2 separate regions of the Homo sapiens genome follow, and region 1 is linked to region 2. Evidence: chromatin contacts called from ENCODE Hi-C or POLR2A ChIA-PET data. All regions are on one chromosome and are shown on one strand. Each heading gives the region's core, a stretch centred on a gene start or an enhancer-like site at or near the end of the contact. The rest is flanking DNA. Distances are from core to core; before and after follow the strand shown. Region 1 overlaps KLHL20 (kelch like family member 20). Region 2 overlaps PRDX6-AS1 (PRDX6 antisense RNA 1).

Region 1 (6,797 bases), core at 398-2,897, 340 kb after region 2:
TGAAGATGTTCCCACTGACCAAAGATAACATAATTTCAGCTTTAAAAGGGATAATTGCAATAGATTGAAATCCAATAAATACACTTAAATATATGAGTTCTTAATGATAAACTTTTTAAGACTAATTGGTTGCCTTTGGAAGATCATATGGAACAAATTTATTATCTCAAAACATAAAATGAAGTGAACATATATCCTGCTTTTCTTATAAGAACTGTATTATTATATTGATTAACCAAATAGTTAATATTATTATATTGATTAACCAAACCATATTATTATATTGATTAACCAAATAAAAGGATTGTTTCTTTATAAAATTATCCCAATAAAAGAAAATAAGTGATTATCATTTTGCAACACTCAGTAAATTAGTGTATCTAGACATTGATAAACAGCTGCTAACATACCACCTTCTTTAGTCTTGTTAAAGGAACCAAACATGGTCTGATCAAATTTCTGGATCCAACTACCAATTTGCCCAACATAAAAAGGACAGAGCAACAGATTGGACTGCACTATGAACGTACAGTCAACCAAATCCATATTATGGGGAAAATTGTCATACACTCTGGGTTCTAAAACAGATGAATTGCAGGGAAGAAAAGGAATGGAGAGAAAACCTGTAGACAATAAGAGACTTTTTAATTTAATCTGATTTTTTTAGAGACAGGGTCTCACTCTGTCACCCAGGCTGGAGTGCAGTGGTGCAATAATAGCTCACAACTGTCTCAAGCAATCCCTGCCTCATCCTCCCAAGTAGCTGGGACTGCAGATGAATGCCGCTATGCCTGGCTAATTTTTTTTCCAATTTTTTTATAGAGATAAGGTCTCTCTGTGTTGACGAGGCTGGTCTTGAACTCGAACTTGTGGCCTCAAGCAGTCCTCCAGCCTCAGCCTTCCAGAGTGCTGGGATTACAGGCATGAGCCACCACACACAGCCTTTTTTTTTTTTATCTTTTTTTTAAGTCTCAGCCAGACACAGTGGCTCACCTGTAATCCCAGCACTTTGGGGGGCCAAGGTGAGAGGATTGCTTGAGGCCAGGAGTTTGAGACTAGCCTGGTTAACACAGCAAGACCCCTATTTTTAAATAAATAAATATTAATTAAATAAATAAATATTAATTAAAATTTTTTTAAATGTAATGTTAAGTAAGATTGAAGTGTCTAGGGATGGCACTTTCTGTATTTGAGTTTTATAATAAAAAGGTTGTCTCAAAGAACTATGCAAAAGACTTCTACTTTCTAATAGGATGTAGTAGAGAGTAACAGCCATCACCCCCACTACAACGACTAGGAAAAAAAGACAAATTACAAAAATCATATTTTAAAATACATCAGAGGCATTTCAAAGTAATGACCAAATGAACTAAAATTCCATTGAAGAAAGAGCCTGTGTTGCCAGCCGGGCACGGTCACTCACGCCTGTAATCCCAGCACTTTGGGAGGCCAAGGCTGGCAGATCACGAGGTCAGGAGATCGAGACCCTCCTGGCTAACATGGCGAAACCCCATCTCTACTAAAAATACAAAAAATTAGCCAGGCGTGGTGGCAGGCACCTGTAGTCCCAGCTGCTCAGGAGGCTGAGGCAGGAGAATGGCGTGAACCCAGGAGGCGGAGCTTGCAGTGAGCTGAGATCACGCCACTTGCACTCCAGCCTGGGCGACAGACCAAGACTCCATCTCAAAAAAAAAAAAAAAAAAGAGAAAGAGCCTGTGTTATGTGAGCTGAAGTCATAGGTTGTTTTCTTTCCTTGGGACATTTTCCAAGTATGAGTGTAGAAAATAGCTTAATAGCTGGCACAGATATAAATTCTAAGACGTTTTTCTAATGACTAAGTAAAATGTTAGATTTTCATTGCACATTTGACTATAGCAAGTCCGTGTACTCAGTATATCGTTAGTGTGATTTCAGATCTTATGAAAAAGGCTTCACTTAATAAGAACAAGCATACAGTCTGGTTTCCCTCACTGCAGGTATGATCCGAAGGAGAACAAGTGGACTCGGGTAGCTTCTATGAGTACCAGAAGACTAGGTGTGGCTGTGGCTGTGTTAGGAGGGTTCTTATATGCTGTAGGTGGCTCTGACGGGACATCTCCTCTCAACACAGGTTAGTCCCTCCCAAAGGCAATCAGGTTCCCCAAAAGCAGAACATTTTCCTGGAGAGTCCTCCTACAAAACGTGTAGAAACTCCAGGTTATCCTATAATTTACTAGGAAAATGCCTGATTTTTCCCTCCAGCAGAGTGCAGCTCTCAGCTCTTCCTCAGCTCCCACTGTAGTCATATTCTAAGTACGTTCCCCAAATATTTATTTCTTCCCCTGCTTTCCAAGCTGCTGGAAATTTATAATGAATTTTAAAAACTACTTTCTTATATAATTAGTTCCTTTTCCTCCATCACAACTTCTCCTCAAAACCACAACGTACTCTAATCCAAGAATAAATAAAAACTTAGAACTACAAATTCGTTTATTTGGGTTTTGTTTTTGTTTGTGTTTTTATGACAGGGTCTCGCTCTGTCACCCAGGCTGGAGTCCAGTGCCACAATCTTGGCTCACTGCAACCTCTACCTCCCGGACTCAAGCAATCCTCCCACCTCAGCCTCCCGAGTAGCTGGGATTATACGTGTATGCCACCACACTTGGCTGATTTTTGTATTTTTAGTAGAGATGGGGTTTCGCTGTGTTGCCCAGGTTGGTCTCAAACTCCTGAGCTCCAGTGATCTGCCCACCTCAGCCTCCTAAAGTGCTGGAATTATAAGTGTGAGCCACTGCACCTGGCCTGGTTTGTTATTCCTTTCTATTTAGATAGTATGGGTATTTTTGCCTAAGGATATTGTCAATGTGACAGTCACACCAGATTCGTCACGTCTTGTCTTCTCTTCAGAAGCTTAAAATGCACTGTGCTATAGGGGAGGGAATACAGGAGTACAGAAGTTGTCTGATTATGATGATAAATTGTTAGTACTGAATGGTGCTTATTGATCATGTAGTCAGGCTCCCCATTTAACGATAAGGAGAGTGAGGCTGAGAGTCATGTAGCTAATTAGTCATTTAGATAAAACTAGAACCAGAGTATCTGGATCCCAACACGTGCCCTTTCCACTGTACCATACCTAGAAGAAACCAGTCCCTGATGAGAGTATATGTAGTATTGTCCAGAGGTATACAAATCCTTCTCAGAAGCAAAAATCAGATCATGTGTTGAAAATATGTGTTATCACAAAGTATCAGTGGCTATAAAGAAAACTGGAGGTGAGAGGAAATGGTTGAATGCTCACTTACTGGTTTTTCTTTTCCCTACAGTGGAACGTTACAATCCTCAGGAAAACAGATGGCACACTATAGCCCCTATGGGGACCCGGAGGAAACACCTAGGCTGTGCAGTATATCAGGACATGATCTATGCTGTAGGAGGTAGAGATGACACTACAGAGCTGAGCAGTGCTGAGAGATACAACCCCAGAACCAACCAGTGGTCTCCAGTGGTGGCCATGACATCACGCCGTAGTGGAGTAAGTGGTTATGGACACTTAGGTTGCTTCCAAATCTTGGCTATTAATAGTGCTGCAATAAACATGGGAGTGCAGATATCTCTTCATTATACTGGTTTCCTTTCTTTGGGGTATATACCTAGCAGTAAGATTGCTGGATCATATGATATTTCTATTTTTAGTTTTTTGAGGAACCTCCAAACTGTTGTACTAATTTATATTCCCACCAGCAGTGTAGGAGGGTTCCCTTTTCTCTGCATCCTTATCAGCAATCGTTATGGCCTGACTTTTGGATAAAAGCCATTTTAACTGGGGTGAGATGACATCTCATTGTAATTTTCATTTCCATTTCTCTAATGATCAGATGTTGAGCACCTTTTCATATACCTGTTTGCTATTTTTATGTCTTCTTTGGAGAAAGGTCTATTCAGATCTTTTGCCCACTTTTTAATTGGATTATTAGTTTTTTTCTATTGAGTTGTTTGAGCCCTTATATATTCTAGTTATTAATCCCTTGTCAGAAGAGTAGTTTTCTCCCATTCTGTGGGTTGTCTCTTCACTTTGTTGGTTGTTTCCTTTGCTGTGCAGAAGCTTTTTGACTTAATGTGATCCCATTTGTCTATTTTTTCTTTGGTTGCCTGTGCTTGTGGAGTATTACTGAAAAAAATCTTTGCCCAGACCAATGTCCTGGAGAGTTTCCCCAGTGTTTTCTTTTAGCAGTTTCATTGTTTGAGGCCTTAGATTTAAGTCTTTAATTCATTTTAATTTGATTTTTGTATATGGCAAAAAATGGGGTCTAGTTTCATTCTGCATATAGTTACCTGGTTTTCCCAGCACTGTTAATTGAAGAGATTGTCCTTTCCCCAATATACGTTCCTAGCACCTTTGTCAAAAAAACAGTTCGCTGTAGATGTATAGGTTTATTTCTGGGTTCTCCATTCTGTTCCATTGGTCTATGTGTCTGTTTTTATTCTAGTCTCATACCGTTTTAGTTACTGTAGCTCTTTAGTATAATTTGAAGTCAGATAATGTGATTCCTCCAGTTTTGGTCTTGTTGCTCAAGATAGCTTTGGCTATTCTGGGTCTTTGTGGTTGCATATCAATTTTAGGATTATTTTTTCTATTTCTGTGAAGACTGTCATTGGTATTTTGGTAGGGATTGCATTGAATCTGTAGATTGTTTTGGATAGCATGGACATTTTAACAATATTGATTCTTCCAATCCATGAACATGGAATGTCTTTTCATTTTTGTGTGTCCTCTTCAATTTCTTGCATCAATGTTTTCTAGTTTTCATTGTATTTTTCACTTCTTTGGTTCAGTTTATTCGTAGGTATTTTATTTATAGCTGTTGTAAATAGGATTACTTTCTTGATTTCTTTTTCAGATTGTTTGCTGTTGGCATATAGAAATGCTACTGATTTTTATATCTTGATTGTGTATCCTGCAGCTCTGCTGAATTTGTTTATCTGTTCTAATAGCTTTTTGGTGGAGTCTTTAGGTTTTTCCAAATACAAAATCATACTGTAGGCAAAGAAGGATAATTTGACTTCTTCCTTTCCAATTTGGATGCCCTTTCTTTCTTTCTTTTGTCCCATTGCTCTACCTAGGACTTCCAGTACTATACTGAATAACAGTGGTGAAAGTGCGCATCCCTGTCTTGTTCTAGATCTTAGAGGAAAGGCTTTCAGTTTTTCCCCATTCTAAATGATGCTATCTGTGGGTCTGTCATATATGGCTTTTATTGTGTTGAGGTATGTTCCCTCTGTACCCAGTTTTTTAAGGGTTTTTATCATGAAGGGATGCTTACTTTTATCAAATGCTTTTTCAGCATCAATTGAAATGATTATTTGGTTTTTGTCCTTCATTCTGTTGATATGATGTACCACACTGATTGATTTGCATATGTTGAACCATTCTTGCATCCCTGGGATAATTTCTACCTGGTCATGATGAATTATCTTTCTAATGTGTCATTGAATTCAGTTTGCTGGGATTTTGTTGAAGATTTTTGCATCATTGTTCATTGAGGATATTGGACTGTAGCTTTCTTTTTTTGATGTGTCTTTGTCTGGTTTTGGTATCAGGGTAATACTAGCCTCCTAAAGTGAGTTTGGAAGTGTTACCTCTTCCTCTATGTTTGGAGTAGTTTGATAGGATTAGTATTAATTCTTCTTTAAATATTTGATAAGATTCAGCAGTGAGGCCATTGGGTCCTGGGCTTTTCTTTGCCGGAAGATTTTTTTTTCTTTTTTTTATTATACTTTAAGTTCTAGGGTACATGTGCACAAAGTGCAGGTTTGATACATAGGTCTACATGTGCCTACATGTGCCATGTTTGCTGCACCCATCAACTCGTCATTTACATTAGGTATTTCTCCTAACGCTATCACTCCCTCAGCCCCCCACCCCCCGACAGGCCCTGGTGTGTGTTCCCCGCCCTGTGTCTAAGTGATGTCATTGTTCAATTCCGCTGGGAGATTTTTTATTACAGCTTTGATCTCATTACTTTTTTGTTTTGTTTTGAGACAGGGTCTGGCTCTGTCACCAAGGTTGGAGTGCAATGATACAATGTCGGCTCATTGCATCCTCCACCTCCCAGGCTCAAGCCTTCCTTCCACCTCAGTCTCCCCATTAGCTGGGACTACATGTGCACACCATCATGCCCAGCTAATTTTTGTTTTTTGTTTTTTTTTTGGTAGAGTTGGGGTTTTGCCATGTTGCCCAGCCTGGTCTCAAACTCCTGAGCTCAAGTGATCTATTCGCCTCAGCCTCCCAAAGTGCTGAGATTACAGGCATGAGCCACCACACTTAGCCTTATTACTTGCTATTGGTCCGTTCAAGTTTTAGATTTCTTCATGGTTCAATCTTGGTAGGTTGTATGTGTCTAGGAATTTATCTGTTTCTTCTAGATTTTCTAATGTATTGGCATATATTTGTTCATAATAGCCTCTAATTATCCTTTGAATGTCTACGGTATCAGTTGTAATGTCTCCTTTTTCATCTCTGATTTTATTTATTTGGGCCTTCTTTTTTCTTAATCTGCCTAAAGGTTTGTTGATTTTGTTTATCTTTCAAAAGTCAACTTTTCATTTAATTGATCTTTTGTGTTTTTTTCACTTAAATTTCATTAATTTCTGCTCTGATCTTTATTGTTTCTTCTCATTTTGGATTTGGTTTGTTCTTTTCTAGTTCTTTAAGATGCATTGTTATGTTATTTGAAGTTTTTGTACTTTTTTGATGTAGGCTCTTATTGCTATAAACTTTCCTCTTACTTTCACTTTATGTCCAAAACCGCTTTATA
Region 2 (6,787 bases), core at 1,657-4,156:
CTACAGGTACGCACCACCACACCCAGCAGATTTTTTCATTTTTTTGTAGAGACAAGGTCTCGCTATGTTGCCAGGGCTGCTGTCAAACTCTTGGGCTCAAATGATCCTCCTGCATCAGCCTCCCAAAGTGTTAGGATTACAGGCGTGAGCCACTGCGCACAGCTCCCATGGGTTCTTATAAGGGGGATGCAAGACAGTCAGAGAGAGAGAGAGACTGGAAGATGCTATACTGTAGGCTCTGAAGACAAAGAAAAACGCCATGCAGGAGGAACACAGCCCTCCTGATGCCTTGATTTTAGCCCTGTGAAACCCAATCTGGACTCGTCACCTTCAGAACTGTATGATAATAAATTTGTATTGTTTAAGCCACTACATTTGTAGTAATTTGTCACAGCACCAACAAAAAATCAATACAATAATCATAGTGAATGGCCTAGGTCTCATGGTCAATGGATTAGCACTTGAAACGTTAAAGGCTGTGGACAGATAACCTTTCAGAATAACTAATGGTTAGTCTACAGCTGTGGTTCTCAACCAGGGATGATTTTTCCCTACCCTCCCAAAGGATATTTGGCAATGTCTGGAGATACTTTTGATTGTCACAACTGGGGAGTGGCTGCTACTGGTATCTAGTGGGTAGAGACCAGGATGCTGCTAAACATTCCACAATGCACGGGAGAGCCCGCCCCCCCACTGACCCCACAACAAAGAATTAGCTGGTACAAAACTTCAATAGTGATGAAGTCAAGAAACCCTCTCTTACAGATTGCAACTAAGTTCAGAAACTACACTGACAGTGTAAAGAATGTCATCGGGAAAAAAGAGAGACATGAGATTTTTCTACCATGTATGAAGTCGTTTTGACAGAAAAATGAAACCTGACTCTGATAAGTCTCTAGAGTCAACTATAATCATGCATCCCTTAACGACAGCAATACATTCTGAGAAATGTGTTATTAGGTGATTTCATTGTGTAAATATCACAGAGTGTACTTACACAACCTGGATGGTATAATCTACTACACACTTAGGCTATATGGTACAGCCTATTGCTCCCAGACTACAAACCTGTACAGCATGTTACTGTACTGAAAACTGTAGGCGACTGTAACACAATAGTGTGTATTGCAACATATCTAAACATAGAAAAGGTAATGTGTTGTGCTACCATGTTACAATGGCTACATAACTAAGCAATGGGAATCTTTCAACTCCATTATAATCTTTTTTTTTTTTTTTTTGAGATAGAATCTTGCTTTGTTGCCCAAGCTGAAGTGGTGCGATCTTGGCTCACTGCAACCTTCACCTCCCAGGTTCAAGCGATTCCTGCCTCAGCCTCCCAAGCAGCTGGGATTACAGGCACCCGCCACCACACCCGGCTACTTTTTTTATTTTAGTAAAGACAATGTTTTGCCATGTTAGCCAGGCTGGTCTCCAACTCCTGGCCTCAAGTGATCCACCCGCCTCAGCCTCCCAAAGTGCTGGGATTACAGGCGTGAGCCACCACGCCCGACCTCTATTATAATCTTATGGGACTACCATCCATAATGGTTCATCGTTGACAGAATATTTTGTTATGAGGGGCATGACTGTACTAATTTACAAGAAACAGAAAATGGAGGATACTGTTACAGAGGACCACAGGCATCCAATCCATAAAAATCTACAGGACAAAGTACTCAGTTTTTCAACTGATTGCCAGGATAACAAAACAGAGAGGGACATGGAAGGGGAATCTATGGAATAAAAGATTTAAGAGAAAAAGGAACCAACTATAATATGTGCAGCTGATTTTTATCTTAATTCAAACAAGCTGTAAAAATTGTGCATATGCATTTATGAGATAATTATAAATTTAAATACTGACTAGTTTATGATATTAATGAATTATTGCTAATGTTAGTTGAATTTATTGTTTTGTGGTTACTTTTTAAAAAGGAATTATTATCTATAGAACTACATATTGAAATATTTGCAGATGAAATAACATATTGGCTGGGAGCAGTGGCTCATGCCTGTAATTCCAGCAATTTGGGAGGCCAAGGCAGGAGGATCACCTGAGGTCAGGAATTCGAGACCAGCCTGGCCAACATGGTGAAACCCCGTATCTACTAAAAATACAAAACTTGTGGCCAGGCATGGTGGCAGGTGCCTGTAATCCCAGCTATTCGGGAGTCTGAGGCAGGAGAATTTATTGAATCTGGGAGGCGGAGGTTGCAGTGAGCCGAGATTGTGCCACTGCACTCCAGCCTGGGTGACAGAGCAAGACTCTGTCTAAGGAAAAAAAAAAAGAAAGAAAGAAAGAAATAACATATCAAATTTGCTCCAAAATAATACAGGAGAGAGGATATGTGTAAAACAAAATCAGGCCACATGCTGCTAATTGTTAAAGCTGGACAAAAAGTACATGGGGACTTATTACACTATTATCTCTACTTGTATGTATCTTTGAAATTTTTTTCATGTTAAAACATTTCTTTAAAAAAAAAGAGTATTATGAAAGTATCTGGTTTCTACGAAAAATGATTATTTTTCCAAAAGAGAGAAAAGACTGGCCCCCCTCTTTCTTGTATTTCCTCACCTCTCCAAATAATCTGCTCACATTTGTCACACTTAGACATGTGCTCCCGACCCAAACAGAAAAGAAAAAGTAACCAGAATTCTTGTAGCATCTGTTAGGTGCTAAATAAGTAGAAAGAGTTCTAGTTTAAAATGTGTGACATTCACTTGTGAAGACAGAGAAGCTGAGAGGGGACCCCGTCCTTTGTTAGATGCTGCTCTGCTCATTCTCCATGGCTCTTGGAAACAAGAGCCCAAAGAGAAACTGGTCCTCAAGAGACAGATCCAAGACTGAGCACAGGCTACGCCACAACCTCCACCAGCTGTGGGAAAAGACCATGTGGGGTGTGAATGGCAGCACCCAGCACTGTGCCTGCCGCGTGGTGGCGCTTTATAAATGTTTGAGAAGGGAGAGAGGAAGTTGATTTAGTGGGTTTAGTTTTTAATTGGGTCTGAATAAAAGGTGAGCTTTTGCAATATCCTCTAATCCCCCTCATATATCCTTGTTGCAGAAGGAAAAGTTGAGTGAGAATGTAATTGCCAAGACCCCTTAAAGTGACATTGGTCATAGCAAATGTAGCAGCTTCCTGCCTTACTAAGAACTTTTAGGACGTGCTGGGCTGACGCTGTCAGCTGCTGCTTTGTAAAAATAAGCCCTATAATTAGATTGCTACTCCTTATGAAGCCCACTCAAGTGCTATCCTTTATTTTTAACCTTTATCACAGTCCTCAAGACAGAGTGTGTAGGGCCTCGCCCACAGCTGCTGAGTCAAACCCCAGCAGGCTCCACCCTTCCTGCTCCCAGCTGCATTCCGCTAAAAAAAGGCCTGCCAGCAGCCTACGCAATGGAACGCGGGGTCTAAGCACACAGACGGTTGCAGGGAATCTAATATCCAGGCAGCACTGAGAAAGAACAGCTGCGCCAAATTTGAATCTTCTTTATTTACTCAGCCAGGCAGCTAACACACACAAATAACATTGTTTCATCTTGAATGCACAGAATTCACAACTGCCTTCTTAGCTCACTCCTGTTGCTCAACAATCCTTTTTTACACTTGCATGTTTAATGTAAATAACTTTCACAGAGTCTTCCACTTTCTCTGTATCGATATTACGAACCTGTTGGCATAGTTAGTTGAGACAATAAACATTTAATAATCTTGTGGGTCAGGAGTGGGAATGCCAGAGGAATGCTTATAGCAAAGTCAAGGGAAAGTATTATAGGGCAAAGGGATGTAATGGGGATTTCATTATATTTTGTTGCTTTCTTTTTTGTTGCTTATAACTTGGTATTCACATTCTCTAACAGATTCTTTGAAAAAGTGTGTGCATAGCAAATAGGGCTCCATTTAAATGGACACATTAGGGTGAAGGGTCTATAGAGTTGTTCACTGCAGGAATTAATGTCATACTCTGTCTGCACAAATAATTGTATTAGGTGACAGGCAATACCAACGTTTATATAATTTGTGCTATATATAGCAGATGTAACTCAGAGGCTGTGTACTTAATCCTATAAAAATCTCAACATAAGACACTCTTCCTCCAGTGCCCACAGATCCCACAAACCCTTTGCATTCTAATTAAAGCTCTGCTGGGGTTAAGGCTAATTGGTAATAAAACCCAGGCCTGTGAGAAAGCCTTTCTGTAAAACAAAGAATCCATTTGTCATGCAAATAAGCAGCCTCCAAAGTGGTAAATTTGAATTTTGAATGTTCACCTGTTATCTTAACATTTCTTAGAATGTGGTTCAGCCAGTAATTGCTAGATCATTATTTTCCAGTTTTCCTCATTGCCATCCTTCAAAGAGCTAAAGGGCATGTTATTTGTATTGTTAAATTAATATTTTGTTGTTGTAGACCTAAAGTAAATGAATCACTGTAGTTGTCTTTGGTTTTCTTTGGAGAATGTGTTTGCATTCTAAATATTTTCCAATACAATAATTTCTTTGAGAAAATTTGTCGGTTTCCTTAAATAATAATCTTCAGGTTAGGCTTGAAATTCAAAAGTATGGTGGTTCCTTCCTGATGAAGGTCCTTAAAGGTCTTTACACTCCATTCTTGAGGAAGTTTCTGGGCACTAGAGGGCGCTCTCAGCACACTGGGACGGGATTTGTTAGTTGCACAGAATTAAGAGCCATGCGCTGATTGTTGGGCCTTGGGCCCTGCTGGGGGCCCAAAATCAGCCTGCAGAAAGAAGCCACCTCCGTGAGCCTGCATTGGCTCTCAACTGCAAAGTGCCAATTCATCTGCCTTCAGTGAACCAACTGACCAAACCAACTGCTGAGCTTTCTCCCCCAGGGGAAAGGCTGGCTGCTACAAAGATTCTTTTTTACTCATTTCTGAATAAAATATTTCATGGTCAACAATTGTTTTCACATGCACTACCTTGCCTGCTGTCCTTCACTGACAACATTTCAGGGTCTCGCAAGGCATGGAATACAATGCATGTTCAGGACTGCAACCTGATGGTGATGTGTAATGAAGTTTAGTGTTGGATTTCGATCTTGGCCAAATGGTGACTCCTTGGTGACAGGTCATGTGCTTACTTCCTCAGCAGATGAGTTCTCCTCCAGCCTCACTTGTGACCAATGATGTATCATGAACACAGGCTGGTGCTGAAGCTCAGTATGTAGCCCCCTTGGCTAGAATACACACTTGATAATAGTAGCAAAGTGAAATCAGCAGAGTGTAGCAATGCCCTGAGAGGACCTAAAAGAACTGGGTGAAGGAGGCCTTAAGGATTGACAACTAATACCTAATGGCTAAGACCTAAGAGGGTAGAAGCAGAAGAGGTCCTCCACAATTAGCATTTGGCACGTAATAATGTGAAGCAAGACACATCACTTCCTAGTAATATGCTATAAACAGGTGATAAAGGGCGAGGGGTTGCTCCCCAGTGAGGAATCCAGTCCAAACCCAGAGACCAGCTCACAGCCACCCGAGTCCAAAACAACTAGATCTTTGTTAGACAATTGCCATCCAAACCAGAGTGTTATGAAATGAATTGTGTACCTCCACCCTTCAAATTCATATGTTGAAGTCCTAATCCCCAATGTATTTGTATTTAGAAACAGAGCCTTTATGGAAATAATTAAAGATAAATGAGTTCATAAGGGTAGGGCCCTAATCCAGTAGGACTGGTGACCTTATAGAAAGAGAACGAGACACCAAAGATCTCTCTCCACAAACGCACACAGATGAAAGGCCTTGTCTATGTGAGCACACAGTGAGAAGGTTGCCTTACTAGAAACCAACCCTGCTGGCACCCTGATCTTGGACTTCTAGACTCTAGAACTGTAAGAAAATAATGTCTGTTGTTTAAGCCACCCAGTCTGTGTACATTCTTTTATGGCAACCCAAGCAGACTAATAAACAAGAGGTTATGGCAACACTGACAAAATTCTTGAGGGATCTTTGAGGAATACAGAACTCTCCTGAAAAAAAAAAAATGAAGGAGCATTAAAAACCAGTTTTAGGTGTTTTACCTATAATCTACCTTGTTCATGTAAAAACGACAGCAATTTCTTAGGTAAATTTTGTGCAAATATCCCATTTCATCAAATCTAAGAAACCAATGCTTATAAGGCATTACTGTATTTGCTATTAAGAGAAGAAAAGTGACAATTGTTATGCTCCATGTATTGTAAGACAGTTTTTATTTCAAAGACGGTAAAATGTGAAAATATGTATGTATGTACATATACACATATACGTAACATATACATATACATCTTAGCATTGATTGGTAAGATTAACTCAATGTTTATTGACCCATTTGCCAGGAACTTTTTGCCTATACTAGACACTGGGAAAATAAAAATAAGCAAACAAGATGTCAAGTCTCAGGAGTACTAATTCACTAACCCTTTGAAGGCACAGAAATATAAATGTATTGTGGCAGTCCCCAAGACTCCTCGTATTACGCTGCCCTTTTAGGCCATCTAAAGTAGTCACAATAAGGAGTGTTGTCTCAAGTGCCCCAAACACAGTGTGCTCTTAATCTGAAATTTACTCATATACAGACTTGCAGTATAGTCTTAAGGGTGGCAGCTAGGTACAATAATTCTACCCCCGAACAAGGAATAAATAAGTAAACAAACATCTCTTAAGAAATTGACTCTTGGCCAGGCGAGATGGTTCACACCTGTAATCCCAGCACTTTGGGATGCCAGGGTTGGTGGAACTCTTGAGTCCAGGAGTTCCAAACCAGCCTGGGCAACATGGCG

Evidence for each region. Hi-C counts contacts between places; a loop is a spot of excess contacts on that map. ChIA-PET counts read pairs that join two places held with the same protein, here RNA polymerase II (POLR2A). Pooled maps may share reads with other maps.
Region 1: a loop to region 2 is called in a map of CD4-positive, alpha-beta memory T cell, with 4 times the contacts of the local background. The contact joins two enhancer-like sites. A Hi-C loop is called at or near these places in 6 of 168 maps with a recorded cell type or tissue (CD4-positive, alpha-beta memory T cell, IMR-90, K562 and 3 more), 1 of 37 single-sample maps with no recorded cell type and 13 of 50 pooled maps. POLR2A ChIA-PET finds 5 or more read pairs at or near these places in 2 of 52 experiments (AG04450 and OCI-LY7).

The regions. Positions count from the first base shown.
Region 1 is chr1:173,772,329-173,779,125 of GRCh38, forward strand. It overlaps KLHL20 (kelch like family member 20), which reads left to right. Exons shown (of 12, transcript NM_014458.4): 9 at 1,977-2,110; 10 at 3,306-3,514. Among named protein-coding and RNA genes, the nearest start is that of DARS2, 49 kb to the right of the region's middle. Within about 2 kb of position 1,648, at least 2 of the 41 ENCODE cell types and tissues checked have a DNase peak (open chromatin) inside an H3K27ac peak, as active enhancers do.
Region 2 is chr1:173,426,730-173,433,516 of GRCh38, forward strand. The region is part of intron 1 of PRDX6-AS1 (PRDX6 antisense RNA 1); the gene reads right to left. All of the region lies in intron 2 of LOC100506023 (a long non-coding RNA gene), which reads right to left. It also overlaps a transcript of TNFSF4 not described here. Among named protein-coding and RNA genes, the nearest start is that of PRDX6-AS1, 31 kb to the right of the region's middle. RefSeq lists an enhancer at 4,541-4,835. Within about 2 kb of position 2,907, at least 34 of the 41 ENCODE cell types and tissues checked have a DNase peak (open chromatin) inside an H3K27ac peak, as active enhancers do.